Regions from separate parts of the Homo sapiens genome. Here region 2 is linked to region 1. A link is an interaction called in ENCODE POLR2A ChIA-PET data of the cell type or tissue named here. Cell type or tissue: OCI-LY7. All regions are shown on one strand. Each heading gives the region's core, and the rest is flanking DNA. Links, peaks and the distances in the headings are about the cores only.

What was found. ChIA-PET counts read pairs that join two places held together with the same protein. Peaks named below come from ENCODE experiments on the same cell type or tissue, not always from the same donor. Only the 100,000 strongest peaks of a DNase experiment are listed, where the experiment ranks them.
Region 2: POLR2A ChIA-PET joins it to region 1 with 5 read pairs; 4 of 35 experiments call an interaction of 5 or more read pairs at or near these places.

The regions. Positions count from the first base shown.
Region 1 is chr10:7,100,627-7,106,019 of GRCh38, reverse strand. The region is part of intron 1 of LOC105376387 (a long non-coding RNA gene); the gene reads left to right. Among named protein-coding and RNA genes, the nearest start is that of LINC02665, 7.0 kb to the right of the region's middle. In OCI-LY7, for the core only: no CTCF peak of the experiment used is centred there; DNase peaks (open chromatin) are centred at 2,819 and 3,229; H3K4me3 peaks cover 1,191 bases; H3K27ac peaks cover 933 bases.
Region 2 is chr10:7,022,634-7,028,026 of GRCh38, reverse strand. The region is part of intron 1 of LOC105376387 (a long non-coding RNA gene); the gene reads left to right. Among named protein-coding and RNA genes, the nearest start is that of LINC02665, 71 kb to the left of the region's middle. In OCI-LY7, for the core only: no CTCF peak of the experiment used is centred there; no DNase peak of the experiment used is centred there.

The sequences.
Region 1 (5,393 bases), core at 130-5,129:
TTTCCCTCATCCTTAATTGTTAAGATCAGCTAATGATTTAAAGCCCCTGAGCGATTATGGGAAGACCAGAAATCGCGGAGCAAGCTCAGTGATCCCCCAACTCTATAGGGCGAATCCATCTATAAAGGACAGTGTGGAACCTTGAACTGACACCAGATGAACTAAATAAGAAAAATCTCTATGAGGCTTCCTTTCAGATTTAACCTGTACCAGTGAACTCAGATAGGTTTGAAATATTTGTTTGTCATCTTCTGTGGGCATGGGGCTGGGCTGGGTCTAGCACGGAGTAGAGTATGCCTTACAGACATTGTCTCATTCTGTCGTAGGTGATGCTGGCTGTGATTTCCATTTATCAAGGGAATGAACAAGGTATATCAAGGCCAAGTGACCTATTCTGTGACTCTGGCATCTGGCCTCTAGTAACACAACCAGGCCAAGAATCAGGCTGACTCTCCCAGTAATTCAGGGGAAGCAATGGCTCCATTTATAGTACTTGGAGGGAAATTCACTTTTCTTCTTTTTTTGTTAACACATCTAAATTGAGTTAGTATGGGTATATAAATGTGTTTTTCCTGAATATCAAGAGAATTTAAAAGAGCTTAATGGCCCCCAGGTATGATTACATTATGTACATGTGAAATCAACAAGCAAATCCTTAATTTTAAATACTTCTACACCTAAAGCTACTAGTGGCTACCATTTATTGAGTGTTCTCTATGCTAATATTGATTAAGGCATTTATTCATTTATACTAAGAAAATATATTAAGATAGGCTTAAAAAAAACAAAGAGCACAGCAAAAGAAGCTATCAACGGAGTAAACAGACAACCTACAGAATGGGAGAAAATATTTGCAAACTATGTCTCTGACAAAGGTCTAATATCCAGCATCTAAAAGGAATTTAAAAAAATTTACGAGAAACAACCCCATTAAAAAGTAGGCAAAAGACATGAACAGACACATGTGGCCAACAAGCATATGAAAAAATTCTCAATATCACACTTTGATATTCATTTGATATTCGTTAGAGAAATGTAAATCATTAAAGAAATGTAAATCAAAACCACAATGAGATACCATCTCACAGTAGTCAGAATGGCTATTTTAAAAAGTCAAAAAATAACAGATATTGATGAGGTTGTGGAGAAAAACGAACACTTATACACTGTTGGTGGGAATGTAAATTAGTTCAACCATTGTGGAAAGAAGTGTGGCAATTCCTCAAATAATTGAAAACAGAAATACCATTCAACCAGAAATCCCACTACTGCCTAGATACACAGAGGAATATAAATCATTCTACCATATAGACACATGCACACGTATGTTCACTGAAGCACTATTCACAATAGCAAAGACTTGGAAACAACCTAAATGCTCATCAATGACAGATTGGATAAAGAAAATGTGGTACATATACACCATGGAATACTATGCAGCCATAAAAAAGAACAAGATCATGTCTTTTGGGTGAATGTGGATGGAGCTGGAGGCTAGTATCCTTAGCAAACTAATGCAGGAACAGAAAACCAAATACTGCATGTTCTCACTTATAAGTGGGAGCTAAATGATGAGAACTCATGAACAAAAAGAAGGGAACAACAGACACTGAGGTCTACTTGATGGGGGAAGGTGGGAGGAGGGAGAGGAGCAGAAAAGATAACTATTGGGTACTGGGCTTAGTAGCTGGGTGACAAAATAATCTGTACAACAACCCCCCATGACACGAGTTTACCTATGTAACAAACCTGCACATGTACCCCCAAACTTGAAATAAAAATTAAAGAAAACTACAGTGGTCCCTTGGTATCTGGGGGATGAGTTCCAGGTCCCCTGTGGATATCAAAATCTGTAGATGCTCAAGTGCCTGCTATAAAATGGCATAGTATGGACATATAACCTATGTACACCCTCCCATATACTTTAAATCTTCTCTAGATTACTTATAATACCTAATACAATGCAAGTGCTATGTAAATAGTCGTTATACGGTATTGTTTAGGGAATAACAATAAAAAAGTCTACGTGTTCAGTACAGATGCAATTTTTTTCCAAGTATTTTTGATCCATGGTTTGTTGAATCCACGGATGTGGGACCCATAGATATGAAGGGTCAGTACTAACAGCAATTCCTGGAGCAATTCCTTGGATTATTGGGAATCCAATCATCTTTTATCTATGCCAGTTATTTGCCTTCTAGACCTTCCCTCATCTCCACACATTGAAATCCTACCCCTTCCTTCAAAGCCCATCCTGCTGAGGACATTAACTCCATTAAATTCTTTTCAGGTGACTTCGTTCTCTGCTAAATTCCCGTAGCATTTTATAACTCATATATTTTGTTGTGTAATGTCATTGAGTTTGTCCTGCTTTCCCGTCTAAGATGTAAGCTTTCAGGTGACAGTTTCTGTGCATTTTTCATTTTTTTGTATTCCTTGACACAATGAGTCATGCATGAAGTAGGTGCTCATTCTGTGTCGGTTGAATTAGTTAGCTCTCAAAGTTGGAAGGGACCATAGATTTCATGTAGCCCAGCTGAGACTACACCTCATACATGCCCCGATCCTGTAGATCCAGATGTTGCCACATGATTAGCTCTTGCTAGTGGATATGCACAGAACTCACGGCCAGGATCTCTACAAAGCATTTGCACATACAGTAAATCCTCATAATTTAAAATGCAAGAGACCGGGAACAAATGGGCTTTGAAGTAACTGAGTTCATATTAACCAGAGGTTTTATTAAAAACCAGAGAGCACTCACTTGACCAGAGAAAGACAGCTGTTTTGAACAATGACTATGATGCTGCTCAATGATGCTTGCATTTCCAAGGTATTTTTAGTCACCTCTGTTGATGATGATGATGATGACTAAAAAAGCACTCTGCAGCTCATAAGGAAATGCACACAGGCTGAGTGATTACTGTGAATGGGCCTGAAAATCTCCACTTAGTTCTTTTCCACCAGCTAGAAGCAGAGGACTCCAGAGAGGGTGGCCAGTGCTGCAAGATGCAAAAGCCTGGGATCCTGAGTCACCACCTGGAAGAAGGAATGAGCTGACCAGGAATGCCAGCATCAGGCCATTATGTGAGCAAGAGAGAAACTTCCGTTGTGTGAAGCCGTTGAAATTTATGGGTGATATGGTTGGGCTCTGTGTCCCCACCCTAAATCTCATCTTGAATTGTAACAATCCCCACGTGTCAAGGGTGGAACCAGGTGGAAGTAATTGAATCATGAGAGCAGTTACCTCCAGCTGTTCTGGTGATAGTGAGTCAGTTCTCACGAGATCTGATGGTTTTATAAGAGGCTTTCCACCCTGTGCTTAGCACTTCTCCTGGCTGCTGCGATGTGAAGGATGTGTTTGCTTCCTCTCGCACCTTGATTATAAGTTTCCTGAGGCCTTCCCCAGCCATGCTGAATTGTAAGTCAGTTAAACCTCTTTCCTTGATAAATTATCCAGTCTCGGGTATGTCTTTACTAGCAGTGTGAGAACGGAATAATATAAGGGGTTATTTATTAAAGCAGTAGCCTTAACTTTATTGAATCTTTTCTTTGATGGAGTGTTTATTGTCCCAGCTCTAATTGCTATGAAAACCTTACTCACACTGAGCTAAAAGCTGCCTTCCCAGGAGTGACTCCAACCCATGGGCTACTGTTTTGCCTTTTCAGCGTGCACAGATGTATTTCCTCTTCATCAAGAAGCCTTTCCCAATATTTGGCAGCAGAAGTCATATTGGCTCTAGGATGATATTTCTCATTTCTTCATTTATGGCTGCAGTGCACAGTAGCAAATGATTAGAGTTTTAACCTCAGAGCTAAACAGACTCTCTCCTAGAGAGTTCCTTTTCTCCCTGACTCTTCCCAAAACTCAGCAGTCATCCCAAGGCTCTTACACCAAGAATTGTCCTAACTTTGGATTGAAGCCATAAGCTGCATGAATCAGATCTTTTTTCCAAAGATTAATAAAAATATTTACTCACTTGGTTGTATCTTGGGGGAAAAACCCACGAGACGTTTACAAAGAAGAGCTGAGACAGTCGAAGGCACTGCCCATCACATACTGTCATACAAACACAACAAGCCATTACTTGCTCATTCAAGAACCCTCTAGGAGTCCCCAGGTTCTCTTTACGGAGATAAAGGTAGGCTTGGGCATACTGTGTTCTAGAGTATCTGACATGATAGTGAAAATGTTACTTTTAAGCTGAAATACAATTTAATGAAGATAGCTACTTTCACACTGAAACAGTCACTGTCTCCAAATTCAGAGACTAAACTATCCATAATAAACTATCCATAAATTGCTGGCCTAATTCAGTTTGTCCCACGGATGCTTGCAAAGTCCAGATGTTATTAGTTGTTAGTAAAGCCCAAATGCACAGGGTTTTTCTTTTCCTCTTGCACAGCAGTTCTTCAGCCTTGCAGAGGATCTGCCTAAGATCAAGTAGTGTGGACAGAATCAGTCACGATATTTGTTATTTTATTCAGCTCCAGTTGAACTGCAGAATGGTGCGTTTATGTCACCTGCATGTCGCTTCATAATAATTATTCCGTGTGCATTTCCTTATGAGATGTGGAGTGTCTTTTAAATCACCATCCTCAACATCGGTGACTAAAAATACATTGGAAATAAAAACATCATTGGCTAGGCACGGTGGCTCACGCCCAAAATCCCAGCACTTGGGAGGTCGAGGCAGGCAGATCACCTGAGGTCGGGAGATCGAGACCATCCTGGCTAACATGGTGAAACCCCGTCTCTACTAAAAATACAAAAGATTAGCCAGGTGTGGTGGCACGCGCCTGTAGTCCCAGCTACTCGGGAGGCTGAGGCAGGAGAATCACTTGAACCCAGGAGGTGGAGTTTGCAGTGAGCTGAGATGGCATCACTGCACTCCAGCCTGGGGAACAGAGAGAGACTCTGTCTCAAAAAACAACAGTGAAAACAAACAAACAAACAAAAAAACATCATTGAGTATCATCATAGTCATTGCTTGAAACAACTGGCTTTCCCTGGTCAGCTGAGTACTGTCTGGTTTATAATAAAACCTCTGGTTCATGTGAACTCAGTTACTTCAAAGCCCATCTTGTTCTCAGTCTCTTGCATTTTAAATTATGAAACATTTGTTTGTTTGTTTTTGAGGTGGAATCTTACTCTGTTGTCCAGGCTGGAGTGCAGTGGTGTGATCTCGGCTCACTGCAACCTCTGCCTCCCAGGTTCAAGCAATTCTCCCTGCCTCAGCCTCCCGAGTAGCTGGGACTACTGATACCCACCACCACGCCTGGCTAATCTTTATATTTTTTAGTAGAGATGGGGTTTCAGCATGTTGGCCAGGCTGGTCTTGAACTCCCGACCTCAAATGAACCGCCTGCCTCGGCCCCAAAGTGCTGGGATT
Region 2 (5,393 bases), core at 139-5,138, 78 kb after region 1:
TCTCGTTTCCATCTTAAGCATTCACAAGGGCATTTAGCATTGCTGCAATTCTTGGATCTAATGTCCTTAGGGAGTTGGATGCTTGTTCTAATGTGCCTAACAAGAAAGAGTACACTTTTCAAAGAACCTAGCTATTTGTGACAGTGACAGGCATTTGGCAAATAAATATTCCCATTCTCCAAGGACCCTCAGAGAGCCATAAGTAACACAAATTATAAATCTCCCATTGGTACAGTCAGAAAGACTGACTTTCCTTTGCCATGACTAGTCTGTCCATTTTTAGCTACCAAGCGTCAATTCCAGATTCTCAGATTCCTCTTCCTTTCTGCCTGTAGCTCTGTTTCTTTGAGCTGTGATGCTGACGTGTATGTTAGATGAAATCAAGATAAGTTATTATATAGAGTGCAGAGCCTAGATGGAGTTCAATCTCTGGAATGAAGTTGGTTATTTAAGTAATGAATTGTCAGTAATGCACTCAGGACATAGAGCAATTTTGTGTGATTTTCCAAACTCAAAACTGCAAAATACTTATGGAAAACTTAACATGAATTTGGCCACATACTAGAGTCTTGTGTTATGTAATCCTGGTCACATGGTTTGTATATCACATGGTTTTCTGGCGTTTTAATTTTGCCTGGTGGTGAGTGATCAAAGGCCTGTTGATTGAGGAAAAAACCCACTTTGATAGTCCAAAGGGATTTGTGTGTGGACTTAAGATTTCCGACAGCCTTCTCTATACTTTTCTCACTCAGAACATGTTTTTTCCCCCCAAGAGAATTCTTTCAAGCTAAGGTTGCTTTAAAAACTAGAAAGGATAAAAAAGGCCCAAGATACACAACAGTAAGTCACTGGGAAAGCTAAAAAGAAAAACACCAGCATCATGCACGTTAACACTATCGGGTGCTGCACCCAAGTGCAGAGGCAGTAGCCCGGCTGCCTGGGTTCAGACTCCAGCTCTGCCACTTGCTAGTCTTGTGGTCCCAAAGAAGACCCAAAACTCCTCTGTGCCTCAGTTTCTTCATCTGTAAAGTGGAAACAAAAATTACCTACTCTGTGGAGGTGTTTTAAAGAGTCAATTAGTAAATATATGCCAAATGCTTAGCTCATTCCCTGACATAAATATTCTATCCTGTTACGATCATTAGCTATTGAACAGAGTTGAAAATGACTGTGTTCCATAGGAAGGCAGGGAAAGAATTTGCCATACCCATACCTGGTTGTGACAATGAAATGTATTCTTTCCTTCTACCCATTACCTACAAAGTAATGATCATTAAAGCATGTGAATTCAGGGAGGATTCTAAGGTCCAATACATGTTCATGGTGAGGAAGAACAATGACAACATTCACAATATGTGTTTCTCTTTTGATTTTTATTCCTAAGGTGAATTAGTCTTCTTCTCCCAGCTTTTTAAAAGGCGTAATTGACAAGTAAAATTGTATATATGTAAGGTGTACAACATGACATTTTAATATACATATACATTATAAAATGATTATCCTAATAAAGCTAATTAACGTATCTATTACCTCACATAGTTACTGTATTTTTTTCTGGTGAGAACATTTGGGATCTGCTTTCTTAGCAAATTTCAGGGATACAGCACAGTATGTTTTTGTATTTTTTAAAATTTTTGTTTCAGTAGCTTTTGGGGTACAAGTGTTTTTTTTGTTACATGGATGAATTATATAGTGGTGAATTCTGGGATTTTAGGGCACCCATCACTGGAGTAGTGTACATTGTACCTGAAGTTTAGTGTTTTTCTTTTTTCTTTTCTTTTTTTTTTTTTTTGAACTGGAGTCTTCCTCTGTCACCCAGGCTAGAGTACAATGGCGCGATATCAGCTCACTGCAACCTCCACCTCCTGGGTTCAAGCTATTCTCCTGCCTCAGCCTCCTGAGTAGCTGGGACAACAGGCGCCCCCCCACCATATCCCGCTAATTTTTGTATTTTTAGTAGAGACGGGGTTTCACTGTTGGCCAGGCTAGTTTGAACTCCTGACCTCAGGTGATCTGACCACCTCGGCCTCCCAAAGTGCTGAGATTACGGGCATGAGCCACTGTGTCCGGCCAAGTATAGTTTTTTATTCATAGCTCCCCACCCATTCTCCCCATTTTGAGTCTCTAGAGTCCGTGATATCACTCTGTATGCCTTTGCATACCCACAGCTTAGCTCTCACTTATAAGTGAGAACATAGAGTTTTTGGTTTTCCACTCCTGTGTTACTTCACTTAGAATAATGTCCTCCAGCTCCATCCAAGTTGCCGCAAAAGACGTTATTTAGTTCTTTTTTGTGGCTACTATTCCATGATATATATGTATTACATTTTGTTTATTCACTCACTGGTTGTTGGGGACTTAGGTTGGTTTCACATCTTTGCAATTGTGAATTGCGGCACAGAATTATTAACTATGGTCGCCATGCTGTACATTAGATCTACAAAACCTATTTATCCTGCATAACTTTGTACCCTGTACCCTGAAACACTGTACCCTTTGACCAGCATTTCCCTACTTCCCCATCCCCATTCCTGGAAATCCCCATTCTACACTCTGCTTCTATGAGTTTCACTATTTTAGAGTCCACATCTAAGTGAGATCATGCAGTATTTGTCTTTCATTTAACTTAATGTCCACTTTGTTTAATCTATGTTGTAGCAAATGACAGGATTTCCTTCTTTCTAAAGGTAGAATAATATTGCATTGTATATATACCATATTTTTTTTTCCATTCACCCATTGCAATAGAAAGAACTTTGTTTTAGGCCAAAGGAAAATCACAGGACACTCAGATATATGCCATGTCTTGGCTATTGTGAGTAATGCTGTAGTAAATATGGGAGTGCAGATATTTCTTTGACATACTTATTTTCTTTGGATATATACCTCAAAGTGGGATTGCTGGATCATAGATAGTTCTATTTATCTTTTTTTTTTTGACAGAACTTTACACTGTTTTCCATACTTACTGTACAAATTTACATTCCAAATAACAGTGTACAAAGATACTCTATATCTTTACTAATACTTGTAATTTTTTGTCCTGTTGATAATAGCCGTTCTAACACGTGAGGTAATATCTTATGGTTTTGATTTGTATTTCTCTAGTGATTAGTGATGTTGAACATCTTTTCCTTTACATGCATTTGTATGTCTTCCTTGGAGAAATGTCTATTAGGTATTATTATTATTATTATTATTATTATTATTATTTTGAGATGAAGTCTCGCTCCGCAATCTTGGCTCACTGCACCCTCCACCTCATGGGTTCATGCAATTCTCCTGCCTTAGCCTCCTGAGTAGCTGGGATTACAGGCACATGCCACGATGTCTGGCTAATTTTTTTATTTTTTATTTTTTATTATTTTTTTAGTAGAGACGGGGTTTCACCATGTTGGTCAGGCTGGTCTCGAACCCCTGACCTCATGATCTGCCCACCTCAGCCTCCCAAAGTGCTGGGATTACAGGTGTGAGCCACCATGCCTGGCCCAGGTCTTTTGTCTATTTTTAGGTTGCGTTATTTGTTTTTTCACTATTGAGTTGTTTGAGTATTTTATATATTTGAATATTAACCCTTATTAGATAAATGGTATACAAATATCTTCTCCCATACCATAGTTTGACTTTTCATTCTATTGATTGTTTCCTTGGCTGTGCAGAAAGATTTTAGTTTGATACAAATCTGTATTAGGTGGTTTTTGCCTTGCTATAAAGAAATACCTGAGGCTCCATAATTTATAAGGAAAAGTGGTTTAATTGGCCCATGGTTGTGTAGGCTGTACAAGCATGGCATTAACATCTGCTCGGTTTCTAGGGAGACCTCAAAAAGCTTCCAATCATGGCAGAGAGCAAGGGGGAACAGGTATGTCACATGGTGAGGGTGGTAACAAGGGAGGGGTGCCACACACTTTAAAACACCAGAACTTGTGTGAACTCAGAGCCTGAACTCACTTGTTATCATGAGTACAGCACCAAGCTATTCATGAGGGATCGGCTTCCATGGCCCAAACACCTCTCAGTAGGCCTCACCTCCAACATTGAGGATTATATGTCAACATGAAATTTGGAGTGAAAAAATATCTGAACCATATCAAATTCAATTTGCCAATTTTTGCCTGTTTGGTTTTTGAGGTTATAGCCAAAAGCTTATTTACAAACCAATGTCAAGAAGTCTTTCCCCTATGTTTTCTGCTATCTGTTTAGTTTCAGGTCTTACAGTGAAGTCTTTAATTCATATTGAGTTGGATTTTGAATATAAAGTGAGATAAAGATTAAGTTTTATTCTTCTGCATGTGGATATCCAGTTTTATCAACACTATTTATTCTTTGCCTATTGTGTGTTCTTGTGTTCTTGGCAACTTTGTAGAAGATCAGTCAACCATAAATGTGTGGATTCATTTGGAGGCTTTCTATTCATCTCCATTGGTCTATATGTCTGTTTTTATAAAAGTACTCTACCCTTTTTATTATTATAGCTTTGTAATATAATTTGAAATCAGATTATGTGATGCCTCCAGCTTTATTCTTCTTGCTCAAGATTGCTTTGTCTATTCAGGGTCTTTTATGGTTCCATATAAACTTTAGAATTGTTTTTTTTCTTTTTATATGAAAAAGCCATTGGAATTTTGATAGGGATTGCATTAAATCTGTAGATAGCTTTGGGTAGTATGGATATTTTAATGATAATTCTTCCAGTCCATGAACATGGGATATTTTTCCATTCATTTGTTGTCTTCTTCAATTTCTTTCATCAATGTTTTATAGTTTTCAGTGTATAGATTTTTCACCTCTTTGTTAAATTCGTGTTTTTAGCATTCTTTTACACAGAGTTGTATCCTTAATTTCTTTTTCAGATAGTTTATTGTCAATGTATAGAAACACAATTGATGGTCAGGGCTACGCTGGGCCTGACGTTGGGTGAATTTGCTGCTTGGGATGGGCAAAATCAGAGTTCATGCTCCTTAGAAATGCAAGATTTACCATTTTTGATTTAATATTTGTTTTATCTCATATAGGTATAGGTACTCCTGCTCACTTTTGGTTTCCGTTTCCATGAAATTTAACCCTTTACCTTCAGTCTGTGTGTCTTTACCAGTAGGGTGAGTTTCTTGTGAGCACATATAGTTAGTTCATGTTTTAAAAAACCCATCCAGCATTTATATCTTTCAAGTAGAGCATTTAATTCATTTACATTTAAGGTAAATATTGATACGTGATGTTTTATTCCTGTCATAATGTCAGTTGTTTTCTAGTTGTTTTGTGGATTCTTTTTTTCTTTTTTCTCTTTGTGGCTTCTTGGAGTTATGTTGTATTGACATTTGAGTTCTTTTTCTTCCCCTTTTGTGTAATTGTTTACAAGACTTATAAGTTTTATACCTTTGTGTGTTCTATGT